Linked DNA regions of Mus musculus: region 2 is linked to region 1. Evidence: chromatin loops called from intact Hi-C (ENCODE). Cell type or tissue: left cerebral cortex. All regions are shown on one strand.

Region 1 (8,000 bases):
TCACCATTTACTCAGTTGCTTTTGTTGAAACATTCTCATTCCTTTATCCAAAAGACAAACTTGAATATTGCTAAGAAATGGAGAGGGGTCTGAGATTAACCTAAGGTTGTAGGTAAGGGATCAGCTCACTGCAGCTCCCTTGGTACCTGAGAATCTCTGGGCCAGAGACAGTTGGTATATGACTCACAAGATAGCAAGCAATAGGCATTTCACAGCTCAGCTGGGTTGCCTTTTTCTCTTAGCCTGAGATGAAAGAATGTGAGCCTACTAAATGCAACACTTAGTATCAGACCCCAGTTCCAACGGCTTGGGGAACCAAACCTCTCTGTAGGGCAGAAATCTGTGTAGCCTGTTTTTATTAGCATGGGTACCATATAAGCTTGTCCTCTCATCTGGACATCTCCATAGTGCAGGGTCTTCAGTCATCAATTGTATTTCAAATGGCTGCTTGGGACAAAAAACAAGGCAGTGTTTCTGCCATCAAAACTTGCTAAACTTCAAGGGGCCGTTGACAAGTACCTCCTAGGAGGCATGTTCATTAATGTTTCATCTTACGATGCAAATTTGACATTTCTTATTCTAATGTGAGAAGTAGTTACTGTGGATTCATAGATATTATAAATCAGTGTCCTGGCTCTCACTGTGGCTAGAAGCATTATTATTAATATTTTATTATTAATAAAAATAAGATATGAGCTGTGTTATCTTTCTATAGTGCCCCTACACATAAAACATGCAATTACATCACATTTTTCTGTCTTACAAACCTACCCTCACTCTAAATTTTTTGTTTTTTGTTTTTTTGTTTTTTGTTTTTGTTTTTGTTTTTTTTTTTGTTTTTTTTTTTTTTTTGTTTTTTTTTTTTTTTTTGCCCAACACAAATCCACAGTTAAGTCTTTACAAGTTTCAATTTCTTTGTTCATTTGTTTATGGAATTGTGCTAAGCATGAGCTACTCCATGGCCACGAAGGCATGCCCTTGTCTTCACAGGGAGTTCTGTTTGGCGGGTCATCGTGGAGGTTGCTGGGTACATTAGACAAGATCTCATGGGTCACTGTAGCCTGTCAGATTCATTTCAGCGTCTCACCAGGCAAGAGAACACTTTGGTTTTCCTGAAGTCTCTGTGGCACTCTTGTACTGGAGAGAGCCAAGATGAAGGAACAGATTGTCTGCACACGCATCAGTCCTGCCTGAGCTCGATTGGCACTTGCAGAGTCCACTGTTTATTTCATTAAAGTGAAATCTGTTTCTTTCCCGTCTTCTGCAGAATGTGAAGGATGATGGACAGCATGTGTGGCGACTCAAGCACTTTAACAAGCCTGCCTACTGCAATCTCTGCCTGAACATGCTGATTGGCGTGGGGAAGCAGGGCCTCTGCTGCTCCTGTGAGTTCACTGGCTCTGCCTGATGTCATCACCTTGCTTGAAGGGGACACTGAGCTCATGCAGCTCTCCTGTTTGTGTGTCATACCCCAGGCCAAAATGCTTATTGTACATCTTTCCCTGTAGCTGCTCAATGTTCAGGTCACTGGCCAACTTCCTTTCAAAGGAAATAAATGATGTGTTCCAATTCCATGGGTATTTCTTTGTATTGTAGTTTAAATTTTAAGTATTTGTGCTTCTCATTTCTCCTTGGAGTATTTAGACATTTTTCACTGCTTTCTCATATATTCCCCTTATAAGTTAACCATTACAGCTCTCAGTTTTACATATTTATGGAGTACAAAAGTGGGGGGTATGTGGGTGAGTGGGGGTGTGTTCTCATGTCTATGCTTGCTCATGTGTGTGTGTGTTCATAATCTAAGATTAATATCTAGTGACTTTCTCCATTGCTCCCACCTTATATATGGACCCAAATTTTCGTATTGACTTATATCTCAACGACTTTACATTGCATCCTATTGCATCTGGGAGACTCTCTACCTCCAGTACACTGAGGTACTCACAGGTGGTCAATTTTTTAAATGAGTTCTTGAGATCTGAGTTATAGTCATTGGTAGCAAGTGCTTTGCCTGCTGAGTCACCTGCTAAATGCCTCTGGTATGTTACTTTACATAAAGGAAAATCTTCATATGAATATCAATATTGGAATATAAGGCATTATAAGTCATATTCATTTTGATATTTTCTGTTTCCTTGTCTTGCAAGATTTATTTTATTCTTTTTTTCTTTTTTCCATTTATTTTATTTTTATTGGATATTTTATGTATTTACATTTTATTTATTTATTTTTTATTAGATATTTTCTATATATGCATTTCAAATGCTATCCTGAAAGTTCCCTATACCCTCCCTCTGCCCTGCTCCCCTACCCACCCACTCCCACTTCTTGGCCCTGGCATTCCCCTGTACTGGAGCATATAAAGTTTTCAATACCAAGAGGCCTCTCTTCCCAGTGATGGCCGACTAGGCCATCTTCTGCTACATATGCAGCCAGAGCTGTTAGAGATTTGCTAAGAGAGTGTATGTAAATATGTGTGTAAGTTAATTTATAAAATCATCTAGTACTGATTTAATCCATAATATTTTTTACCTAAAATAAAGTTTATATTCTCTGAAATAAGGTTAAGTTCTCCACTGATCCAGCAATTCAGCCACATCAATTTCTGCTATGCAATATGCTTTAAGATTTTTTTCTCCAGGTATATTATTTAACATTAAGAACTATACTTAAGCCAGGTGTGGTGGCACACGCCTTTAATCCCAGCACTCGGGAGGCAGAGGCAGGTGAATTTCTGAGTTCAATGCCAGCCTGGTTTACAAAGTGAGTTCCAGGACAGCCAGGGCTATACAGAGAAACCCTGTCTCAAAAAACCGAATATATATATATATAATGTCATAAATGTATATAATTTATAAATGAATGGGATCTTTTTAAGGTTATATAACATTTATGAAATATCACATAAGAGAAACATTTCTGATGGTCATGTTGGAAGGTCCAGATATACTAGAATAATCTCCATGTTAAAACAAACAAATAAAACAATAGCAACAAAACTATCTCAGAACTTCTATAAATTTTTAAGGGTGTGAATATTTTGAGGCAGATATAATTGACTGAAACAAGATAACTTTCAAAGAAGAGGAGTGGTATAGTAGAAAGGATAGGTTTTTGCTGTTTACAAAATGGTTATTAGGGGAAAACTCATAATATGAGTACTACTATAAAATAAAATAAAAGATATGTGTTCTTCCTGGCTGTGGTCAGAACTCACAGACAGGATATCTTAGAGTTTTATTAATAAACACCATAAGCATTACATATATTTCATTCATATTTCAAGAAGTAGATTTTTAAGTTGTTGGTCTATTTCGTTTTAAACACTTTTTCTGTATATTTATGAATTCTGAAGTGGAACGGTCTTCTCATACACAAGTGCATGTGACCCCTACTAATATTCAGAGTGAAACCACAAGACGCAGAGATGCACCCCAAGTGTGTTTTTGTTTTGTGGCATAGATTATATACATACATTTATACATACATTTACTAGTATGAATGTTTTTTTCATATATATTTTTGTTTCCTGGCGCCATATGTTGCCTAGTGAAAGTGGTTGTTTGAAGAAACAATATCATGATGGAAAATGAAGGATGAATTTCCCTGAAAGTCTGGCACGGATGATGGAATCTATTCTCCAGCAGTAGACAAATCTACCATTTAAAGTTTAGATAAGCCAATAGACAAAGCAGTATTAAGCACACAGACATTTACTCCCATGCCTGCCAGCTGCTCTCATGCCTATACTTTATGAAATATAGACCTCTTCCTTCTAGCAAATGACACAAAGCCACTTGGCAGTCATCAATTTGTCTTTAATATTTTTGTCATCTGGGAATTATTGTGAAAAATTTGAGCAAGGACTGATTTAATTAAGCATTTCCTGTTCCTGCTACGCCATGACAGAGGAGCCTTGCCTTCTCATATGCATACTATTTCCTGTACTAATTGGCCTTTTGCATTCCATGATAAAAACAGCCGACTTGGACTTTTTTCCTTGATGCGGCTGATTGGATTGATTAGAGAACAGTGGATGCGAAATGAGCATCTGTTAATGCCACTCTTCCCTCGTAAATGTGCAATCAGGACCAGGGTCAGCTCTGAATCTGTGTACCTGTTTCCTTTCAGTCTGCAAGTACACGGTCCATGAGCGCTGTGTGGCCAGAGCCCCGCCCTCCTGCATCAAGACATATGTGAAGTCCAAGAAAAACACAGACGTAAGTCTGGCCACACAGGCTTTCCACATGTGTCACTATGGATAGCGCCTCTTACTGCCCTGTTATTCTGTTCTAGGTCATGCACCACTATTGGGTCGAAGGCAATTGCCCAACCAAGTGCGATAAGTGCCACAAAACAGTGAAATGTTACCAGGGCCTGACGGGCCTGCATTGTGTTTGGTGCCAGACCACAGTGAGTACCATGACAGCACTGTACCGGAAGGCCATCAATATTGGAATAAACCACCCAAAACCTTGGGCGGGTGGTGGTGGGGTGTTCTAATTTCACCTGCCAGAGAATCAGATGTGTCCTCATAGGACTAAGGATTTTAGAGATGGTGACTTCACAAGCTTTTACAGAAGGGCCATTGGAGTGGGTTCTAGCATTTCCCAGGAAAGCAATCAGAAACCACAAATGAGAGTGGGCAAACAGAAGAGGGTCATTACTGCCACACAAAACTATTTTCCCATGTATGTTCCTTACCTCCAGGTACTTTGTGAACTGCGACACAAGAGGTCTTGGTGTAGTAATGATTAGGGAAAAAGCACACTGGCCAAAGATTTAGGATACCACCTGGTTGACTGTCAAACTGCTTCAAATAAACTTGGGAATAAACATAGTTATTATATGGCACTACTATATCTTTTTAATTTCTGAAATTAGCATAAACAAACATTTCTTCCTTTTGAGCAGAATAGCTTCTTAGTTCTTCAGTTCTTTGCATCCTTTTACCAGAATAAACAGCAGAGGGCACTGTAATAGTTGGCAAATCAGGTTATGGTAGAGCTACAAGGTTCTGTCCAAACCTACAGGTTAAAAAGTATTCTTAAATGACACAAACAGAGAGAGAGAGACAGAGAGAGAGAGAGAGAGAGAGAGAGAGAGAGAGAGAGAGAGAAATAATTTAAAAAAATCAAGTTGAGTTATATTTCAAACTGAAATTAAGTGTTTGCAGATTTGAAGAGTTTGGTTATTATAATAAAATGTAAGAACATATCAATGCTCAATTTTAAAAAAAAGACCATAACAAAACAATTATATATATTAAAAATACATTTGGGAAACTAATTAGAAGACTATGTAATTTTTCTTGTCCCAGAAGCCTAGTTCCAGCCCCACAGCATTTTACACAGCATATCTTAATTTTAACATAGGCTAAAATTTTAAAATATCAGTATTGACTTTTTCACTTTTATCAGATTTAAAAGCAATATATTGAATATGTTGTGTTATTATTTTTACTATTCTTATTACTACTACTATTATTATTAGATTTTTTTTTATTCCTTAACAGATAATATTTATGAGTGCCTATTAAGCTTTAAAGACAGGAATTAACCTGCGTGGTCTGTAGCCCCAAGCTCTCCGGGGGGGCGTGGGGGAGGGTGTCAGAAGTTTGCTATTCGAGTCATTTCTTCCTCCCACTTTGTTTCCTGGAGTTTCTCTGAGTACTTTCAGAATTCTAACTTAGAGCAACAGTAGGGTCACCTTTATTAAATTTATTAATTTTGTGGCTAGTGTCAGAATATATTCACCTGAAAATATTTATATACTTAGTATTATTCATTGCTTTCTTGAGCTGCTTTATGGAAACGTTAGCCTAAGACTGTCCCTCAACTAAAGGTGCCTGATGTGACAGATCTCTAAAGAACCAAATGTCATCTTCACCCTCTTGGAGCCAGGAGAGGGCAGGAATGTGGTGCTGCCTGTAATGGGCTTTTTAAGGAACCACCTGAGTAGATTCCAAGAGAAATTTGCTTAAACAGAAGATCAGAGAATGAAGCAGAGCTGCACTTCAATCTTCCTCCAAAACCTATTGCTCACTTAGCATGACTTGAAATCACAACTTGAGAAACGCAGAGTACTAACATGCCCCGAGTCATTTATAAACTGTGCCACTGTATCCATTGATTGCCTCAGTCTGGGACAATATTCTTACACTGTAAAATAGAGTTGATAATACCTAACCAGTAGGATTGTTGTAAGGATTAAATGGGTAAAAAGTCAGTGTAGATACGTTTACAACTGGAGCACATACTTAGTAAATGCTTAGTGACTATTCTATCAACTTAGTGGGCAATACTTAAAATGAGATGTGGTGCCTATTGTGAACCCTGGTGTCCATGGGGCATGTCATGTGTAAAATTCAGGGTATGGCAGTCTCATCTTGGTAAGGATTTATAAATGAAAATTTCCCAGGCAGGCCTAGTCAGAATGACAGCTTGCATCCTTAAAGACCATAGGAAATTGTGTGGCTTCAAGCATCACTAACTTTTATGTCAAGGTCCATAGACTTGCATTTTCAAGAGCAACTCCTCAACTCTTACCCTGCTATTTACAAGTGCTGATCCTCAAATGATGTTTCCAGTTACTATGCGAGTTAGAAGTCAGGTTTTTCTTGTCTTTCACATTTTTCTCCTTCATATAGCCTAGTGCTAAGCCCTTACATTTCTTGCTTAAAATATCTCTCCCAGATCTGAGGTTTTGACTTCATGTTCCCAACCTTAGTGCAAGCTCTTAGCACCCCCTCCCCACTAGGTTAGAGTAAGAATCTCTTGGCTTATTTCCCTGACAGAAGGTACTTCTCCTATATGTAAGCTGCCATAGCACCACTAGAAAAATCTTTCCAAAATTGTAATTTGATATAGTATGTCCCCTTCAGCTATCTATAATAATTCCATGACAATAAATGCAACCTCTCCACCACTTACTTCATTTTGGTTTTGAATTCTACAAAGCACAGATTTAAGAAGCACAAGTTCTTGCATCCTCCTTCACCACTGAAGTCCCTGTTAGGCTGGGTATGTTCAAAGGAACCCCTGCAGAGGCCATGATTCATCCTCACCTCATATTTAAAATGTCCCATTCCTTGGACCGGACTGCACTAGTCTTAACTACTTAGTAGGAAGTAGGCTCAGTTCTTTATTTCCCTTGATGGTTTTTTTTTTTTTTTTGATGCTAATATTTTCTTCTTCAATTTATTTTATCTTACTTTACTTCCGTTCTTAAAGAAATACTGAGTTGTTCTCCAGTGGTTTCATTTCTGAATGACATCAACATTATACTTCCATTTGCGTCCATTGCTATAAGTTGGTAATACATGTTTTTCATAATCATCTGATGATCTTAAGGGAGTGCCAGGTTTCGAGGAAATTCTCAGGTTCTCTATAATGAGTCATATGGTAATCTTCATGTTAGATATTGAATCTCAAATGCACTTCATCTTTAAATTTTATCTCAAAATACATTTAAATAACTTATAATACTCAAATCTCATTAGACTGGTTAATAAATCTTAAAACATAAGTGATAAGCATCCATTCCTGCAGTTTTATATCAATGAAATGTATCTAGATATACTATTGCAGCCATCTTGTAGACCTAAAGATAAGTTCTAAGAATGCTGTAGCTCTTCTGTAAAGCATTCTACCTAACCTAGAAAATCGGTAAACACCCAGGAAAACAAAACACAAAACAAAACAAAACAAAACAAAACAAAACAAAGCAAAGCAAAGCAAAGCAAAACAAAACAAAACAAAACAAAACAAAACAAAACAAAACAAAACAAAACAGCTGTATCTCCTACTTAAGCAAATATTTTCTGTGCTTTCAACTTCATTCCTTTGAGAATGAAGGAACAAATGCTCATCTTGGTTTTCCTTTTCTTTTCCTTGCTTATGTCCTGCCACTATTGAGACCATGTTGCCAAGTCTGATTCATACCTGCTGCTGAGTGTGTCCTTGACATGGTCGTTACTCTGTGTATCAAGAAAAGATGAC
Region 2 (8,000 bases), 930 kb after region 1:
ATAAGGAGGAAAGTTTATTTTGGGTCACAGTTCCAGAGGGGGAGTCCATGATGGCATGGGAGGCAGAGCAGCAGACAGCCACAGTATGAAAATAACGGATCACATTCTGAGCTGTAAATGCAATGCAGAGAGACAAAACTAGAAATGAGGCAAGGCTATAAACTCTCAAAGTCTGCTTCCATAAGGTACTTCCTCGGGCAAGGTTCCACCTTCCAGAAGTTCCTCTACCTCTCCAGACAGCACCACTAACCAGGAACCAAGAGTTCGTATAAGTGAGTTGAGGGGTGACATTACTCATTTAATCCACTACATAGAGTATGGAGGGTCTTTAACTTATAGGCTTCAAAATTTTTTTATCATATTATTAAGGTTAATAATGGTTTATTTATATGGGAAAAATGATTTGATAGATTGGTATATAAGAGAAATTTCAGTCCAAATATATCAGTAGCTTGTTTTTTGTTTGTTTTGCTTTCTGGTTTTTTGTTTTTGTTTTTTGTTTGTTTGTTTTGATATTTGCCTCAGCTACTGTCTATTACTGTGATAAGACAGTAAAGCAACTTGACTTTGTTGGGATTGAAACTCATCTTATAATAAAGACAAAATAGGTTCATTCCTGTTTATATTTAAAGATGTTTCTCAAGGATTTGGCTATGCCCCAACTATAAACTTTACTATGAATGATTCTGTACTATCTCAAGAAATGCCAACCATGCTTTTTGTTTCAAGAGGTTGTTATGATCACCTTGAAACCATGCCTTTGTTTCAGAAGGTTGTTATGACCAACTTGTTAAGCTTATGTTCAGCCTCTGTGACTTCTGCTTCTTTGCTTGACAAACCCCTATTTCTGAATCCCTACTTTTCAGCTATATAAAACTTATCTTTCCCATGTTCAGTACTGATATCTTGAACCCTTCCATAGGGAGAGACAGCTCGTATACAGGAACAAAACTTGTTTTAATGAGTTCGGCCATGGTTTGTGTAGGTGGTCCTTCTTCTCACATCTGTGGAATTAACAGACACCACAACCAAAGCAATTAATACAAGAGACTTTATTAGGAACTTACAATTTCATAGGGTTAAAGTTCATGAGCATCATGGGAGGGAGTACTGCAGTAGGCAGACAGGTCTAGTGCTAGACAAGGAGCTGACAGACCTCAGCTGCAACCTAAAGCTCCACCAGAGTAGCTGGGCGGTGGTGGCGCACGCCTTTAATCCCAGCACTTGGGAGGCAGAGGCAGGCGGATTTCTGAGTTTGAGGCCAGCCTGGTTTACAGGCCTAGTTCCAGGACAGCCAGGGCTACGCAGAGAAACCCTGTCTCGAAAACAAAACAAAACAAAACAAAAAATCCACCAGAGTAATGCACGTCTCCTAAAAAGGCCATACCTCCTAATCCCCAACTGGAAACCAACTATTCAAATACATTGATCAATGAAGCGGGGCATTTTCATTTAAAGCATCAAATGTGCTATCAGATTTTCATATGTAATAGAAAATAATTGAAGATTATATTTGTTTGTTTGTTTGTTTTCTAGATGCCATAAGTGGAGGGGGAAGTACTTTATGATAAATCCCCATCCTGAAGACTATAACCTAATCAGGATCTGACCTATGGTCAATAGTATGCACTAGTGATAGATATTGATACAATATGTACTGCTCAAGAACAAATTTGACCATTGGCTGAATGATAGAATACAGCCTGATTCTTCTTTGTAGTGATATCCGAGTCACAAGAAAACACACTCTTTAAGATTCTCTTTCTGAGATGAAAGGATGGGCCATCCAGAGACTGCCCCACCTGGGATCCATCCCATAATCAGCCACTAAATGCAGATACTATTGCATATGCCAGCAAGATTTTGCTGAAAGGACCCTGATATAGCTGTCTCTTGTGAGGCTATGCCAGTGCCTTGGAAACACAGAAGTGGATGCTCACAGTCAGCTATTGGATGGAACATAGGGCCCCCAATGGAGGAGCTAGAGAAAGTACCCAAGGAGCTGAGGGGTCTGCAACCTTATAGGTGGAACAACAATATGAACTAACCAGTACTCCCCCCTCCCCAGAGCTTGTGTCTCTAGCTGCATATGTAGCAGTAGATGGCCTAGTCAGCCATCATTGGGAAGAGAGGCTCCTTGGTCTTGCAAACTTTATATGCCCCAGTACAGGGGAATGCCAGGGCCAAGAAGTGGGAGTGGGTGGGTAGGAGAGCAGGGCGGGGGGAGGGTATAGGGGACTTTCTGGATAGCATTTAAAATGTAAATAAAGAAAATATCCAAAAAAGAAAAGATTCTCTTTCTTTTCCTTTAAATTATGGAAGTGTGGGCAGAGTGGGCATATAAGGTACAAGGACCAGATTTAATGTCCTACAGGAAGAAATGTGAACTTGTCCAAGCTATTTTTGTCTCATATATGATACTATACTTGGAAGAAATCCTACAGAATTTCCAGTTGGGAAATTTGTTTAAATAAGTTTGAGTTACCAGTATACAAAGATGAGGTTGCCTATGGAAGCTGAGTTGCTCTGCTTCCAATCAGAATGATCTGTGCTGCTCTTTTCCTATCCACCCACATATATTAGTTTCTGTTCTAACTGTGGACCAATACCTGACAGGAAGCAAATTAACAGAGAAAAGTTTTATTTTTGCTCAATGTCCAGGGTCTATCATAGCAAAAATCCCATGGCAGAGGGTGGCATTGTCTAGGCACTGAGAACTCAGGACATGGTTACTCACATTTCAGTAGACCAAGGAACAGAGTGAGAATAAGAACCTGGATTGGAAAACTTTCTTATCAACCATCTGCCTCCTAAAGCTACACCTCATTTTCTAAAGTTTCTATCATCTCCTAAAGCAGTACTGCTATTTGGGGGGAAATTATTCAAATACACATCTTTGGGTATGGGGGGCGCATGCCACATTTCCCTTTTCCAATGATTTACATGTGACTCTGCCTAAGTTATCAGGTTTGTTAGCAATTACTGTTAACCCAATCATCTTGTTGTTCCAGGGATCTATAAGTTAGTGATATAATTATGAAGGCTTAAAAATGTTATATACAGAATTACTGTAGGGTATGAAATAAAAGAAGAGTTTTGTTATTATTGCTCATAATTACAGTTGCTATTGTGTGGTTTATTAAAGAAGTATATATGAATAGGAAGATACCCCTCAGGTGGGTGGGAATGGCTGCTATGTGAACATATGGATGTGAGTTCAGATCCACAGCTCCCACACACAGCTGGCATGGTTGCCTGCACCTATATCACAAATGCTGGAGCTAGAGAAAGCGAAAGAAAAATTACTGGAGCATGGTGGCTTCTTTCTTAGTTCCAGATCCAGTGACAGACCCAGGTACACATGCATATAGCAAATCCATCCACTATCCATACACTAACACACCAAGAGAGGGGGGGTGAGGAGAGAGAGAGAGAGAGAGAGAGAGAGAGAGAGAGAGAGAGAGACAGAGACAGAGACAGAGACAGAGAGACAGAGACAGAGAGACACAGAGAGACACACAGAGAGTCACACAGAGAGACACACAGAGAGAGAGAGACACACACACACAGAGAGAAGAGACGAGGAAAGGAGAGGGGAGGGGAGGGGAGGGGAGGGGAGAGAAGGGGAGAGAAGGGAAGAGAAGGGAAGAGAAGAAGAGAAAAAAATTAAACAGAAAAATATCTGTCCAGACCACCCAGAAACACATGGAATGCTGCACCTTGAAAAACTGGAAATAGGAAAAGACTGTAAGTTATTTAGCAAGTTAAAAATAGCTCTTTGTTTTTAAAAATATATAATTCAGAGGAAGTAGCAGCAATCTGCAGGGCTGTGCTTCTCAAATAACCTGAAATTACGGATTGGCATTTTAAAATTCTTCCAGAGAATGATTTATTTACCTATTTAAAGTTAATCTTGGAAACAGTAGATTTCATTATGGAATCTCCACATAGTAATATATACATGACATTATGCTTAGTTCTAGCTTCCTCACCAACTGCTCTATCCTCCCCTCTGGCTAATCCTAGTTTTCACCAGTGTCCCTCCTTTTGCTCTTATGTCCCATGCTTTTTATTACCTTCCTTTATTCACCCATCTTGAGCTTCATAATGCGTGTGAGCAACACATACAAAGGAAAAGCATCTGAAAATCTATATTTTATATGTAAGAGAAAACATGGAATTTGTTTGAATATGGCTTATTTTATTAATGTAATTTCATTCCGTGGGAATGTCATGATTTCATTTTCAGAGTGAAAGACATTAAAATTATATTTCTATAAATGTAATCAGAGCAAATATAATATGGAGAGAACAAAACCACAAAAGCTACATATGCTGTTATCAAAAGTATGTGTAGTGGAGTCCCAACCTCTGTAGATACCTCAAGTGTAAACCAATGAACAGAAGTCAAACGTAACACAGTTAGAAAGTTCTGTCATATAAATTATTTTATAGGGTGACAACAAAATTAATTTATCCTTACAAATTTTAAGTATAAATATAGCTACAAAGTTTGTTCAGCAATTTGAATTTAATTACTATTTGAGAATTGCAGATGTTTTTTCTTAAGAGAAAAGTTTGCCTAGTTACATTAATATTGAAGATCAAGATTAATTTTTCTTTGGGTAAAAAATGGTTTTATATCTTTTACAAGTAGCAAGAACCAATGAGTTTAATGTTTATATTTTCTAGTTTATTGTAATAACGAAGCCATGTTTGGTAGTGTAAAGTGTTCAGTTTACACCTGCATTCTGCATTCTTGAAAGAAATACCAATTGAACCATTCAGTTAATATTTTCTGTTTATATTTTAGATAACAGAAATCAATGCATGGATTTTTCAGTGGGATAGTGAGTACATATATGAGTACAAATGAAAATGAGAACATTAACTAAATGAAGATCTGCAATAAAATTCATTAATTTGAAAATATCTCTCCTCCTTTTCCCCAGCCCTGCATTAGTTTATCTTTGTAAGACCCATCTTTAGTAAAGCTAACCTAAACAATTGACCGTGTTGTGAACTTGGATTAGAAAGTATATAAAAATCCCATGTGACAATTGCTCATAATTGAGGGATAAATGCATAAAAGTGGAAAAACAATTGCAGTCTGAGACATTCATATTTGGAATTTCGGACTGGTTAGAAAATCACTATGACAGAAGCTCAGTCTCAGTAAAAGCACTTGAGCTCTTCCATATACTTTTGCAAGACTAGACAGATATTGTCGTGGAACATTTTAGTGTCCACACTAATAACAATGAATATCCAATGAATATTCTGGCTCTCGTTATCAATGAGACAGAATAATAAATAAAATCAATGTTTTTCCAATATTCTTCAACATAAACTTTAGATAAAAACATTTAACAATGTTAAGCCAGTTTTTGCTTGATATGCTTGTATGAACACTTTCTCTCTTGTGCTTGGCAAGCCCTGGGCATTTTAAATTAATGAATTTCCCAATCACTTAGAGAAGAGATTTAAAACAAAGTTTACTCTCAAGATGTAACTTGAGACTGAGTTATACCCCTGTTTTATTATTCCTAATGGCACTGAGTCAATCCACAGATATTTCATCCTGCAATTTTCTACTGTTATGAAAATGCATAATGTTAATCATTGTGATACTTTATAAACTGACCATAAACCAATGTTTATAGTCAGTTAATCATCGTATTACTTTGCCTTAGGTAATTTAATACATTACCTTAATGTAGCAATCTACTTAATATACATTTTAAAGGAACATAATAAAGGTTGTATAGTGTTAATGCATTATGCATTCTAACCCGAAATTTAAAAATACAACAGCAGTTTGGACAGCGTTCAGCTGTTCATAACTCTGGTTTCTTCTGCTTTTCTGGGAAGAATGAAGGTTTAATGAAGGGCATCAGTTAACTGCTATTCTGTGTCTGATGATACATCTGTTCCTCAACCTGCTGCAGGCAAGAATAGATTTTGATACCGTCAGTTTCCCACTCAGAGATCTACAATTACTCGATTACAGAACACCAATCCCCAATTGCAAGGAGAAAAAAATCTACCCCTCAAAATAGACAATAAACTTGGAAGTAGATGGCAGTGACTTAAATAAAGTGGGTTAGTACTTCTTTTTTCAAGTTACTACAAAAATTTTATCTTAAAGGTTTTTTGTTGTTGATGTTGTTATTGTTGTTGTTGTTTTAGGTTTATTTATTTTATATGTATGAGTGTGTCTGCATGTATGTATGTGTACCGCATGTCCACCTGGTACCTAAGAAAGCCAGAAGAGGGCAGTGGATACCCAGGAACCAGAGGTACCTGTGTTGTGAACTACCCTATGGGTGCTGGGAAACTTAAACTATGTCCTCTGCGAGAGCAGTTGCTCTTTACCACAAAGATGGTTCTTCAGCACCCAGTTTTAAAATGAATACTCTGAAACCCAGCATTTCTAGACAGTGGAGTAGGTCGTTATGTTGTCTAGTAAGTAAATTTTCAGTGAGAGGCTGCTGTGTTGCAGGCACGGGTCCAGAGCATGCATGCTTCACTATCACCTTTAATCCTCATTATAAGGACTATAATAGAGATTTCATTCTTAGACATAAACTTAGGATATATTACACAGCAATCAATGTGTGATGCTAATTTGGAGTTTTAGAAAACAGACAAGGAATCTGTTCAAAAGGTTTCTTCTCTACTTCTTTTGTCTATGAAGACTATGGGTAACACGATAGATATACTGATGCTTCCATCCACAGGATGCCTCTACAATTGCAATTGAGGTGACTAGATTTGAGGTTCAAGGCCTGGAGAATGTGCTAGGAGGCACCAGGAAATGACTGCGAATCTTAAAGTGTGCATATCCTCAGTCTGGATAAATTGGCTGCCTGCTTCTGGGGTTTGGAAGGAGACAGACCCATTTGTGGCAGAAATTATTTAAAGTCTTCTTTTATAGAAATGAGGAACACAGGAAAATAATCTGGGAATTTCATCATGGTGGCCACAGATACTAATTTCCTTTCTCATATTCACACAGGTTCACTCTTTTCCCCCACACTGTATAAGGGTTTCGGAATTATTTTTACTGAAGAACCTCATAGACTTTATTCTTCTTAAAGGAATATTTGTTCTACCATATGGATTTTCTTTTCAAAATCTTAAGGATCTGTGCTAGATTCCTCTTTTCTTTCTTTTCATTTCCTACCAGATTGTGTTGAATGTTAGACAAGTAGGACTCACGAGCTGACAAAAGGCCAACAAATTAAAGAAAAAAAAAAACCATCAGGGAATTGTAAATTACAAAACTTTGAGATTTCTACTTGCCCCAGTAAGAATGACTATGATCAAGAAAACAAATAACAGAAAATTCTGGCAAGACTGTGGGGAATGAGGAAAGCCTAACCATTGCTAGTGGAAGTGTAAGCTACTGTAACTGCTATAGAAACTGGTATAGAGGTTTCTCAAAAATTAAAAATTAGAACTATCATGTGAACCTTCTGTACTACTTCTGAGTACACAAGACCTTAGATCCTTCCACAGGGACACTCAAACTTCCATGTACACTGCTGCACTATTCTCAACAGCAAGGAAATAAACCAGCCTAGATGTTTAGCAATGGGTTATGAAACGTGGCATATGCACACTATGGAACTTCTTTAGCTATTGAGAAGTAAAATTATAAAATCTGCAGGAAAATGGGTGGAGCTGAAACATATTATATTAAGTGGGTAACTCAAGTCTCAGAAAGACAAAAATAGCAATGTTCTTTCTCATATGGGATCCTAACTTTTAATATTTGTGTACGTAAATAAAGGATTTTGAGAATGGGTTTAGATTCTGAAGCCAGGTAGAAGACCATGAGAGGTAAACAAGAGATGTTGAAAAGGGGGAGGAGGTGAAAAGCAAAGGTCACATGTAATTTAAAAAGAAAAGGAAAAGAAGCTAATTGGTGTGGGAGGGGACAGAGGGTAATGGGAGGATGGGGTTTGAGAGAGAGGAAAACAATGAAAGCTAATTGT

What was found. Peaks named below come from ENCODE experiments on the same cell type or tissue, not always from the same donor. Only the 100,000 strongest peaks of a DNase experiment are listed, where the experiment ranks them.
Region 2: a loop joins it to region 1, with 4 times the contacts of the local background. A loop is called at or near these places in 3 of 42 quality-filtered maps.

The regions. Positions count from the first base shown.
Region 1 is chr12:38,135,274-38,143,273 of GRCm38, forward strand. Dgkb (diacylglycerol kinase, beta) reads left to right here. Exons shown (of 26, transcript NM_001361686.1): 10 at 1,268-1,385; 11 at 4,132-4,220; 12 at 4,297-4,413. Among named protein-coding and RNA genes, the nearest start is that of Gm52011, 230 kb to the right of the region's middle. In left cerebral cortex, a CTCF peak has its summit at 4,957 (motif pointing right); a DNase peak (open chromatin) is centred at 4,970.
Region 2 is chr12:39,060,942-39,068,941 of GRCm38, forward strand. No RefSeq gene overlaps it. Among named protein-coding and RNA genes, the nearest start is that of Gm34662, 81 kb to the left of the region's middle. In left cerebral cortex, no CTCF peak of the experiment used is centred here; DNase peaks (open chromatin) are centred at 3,236 and 5,966.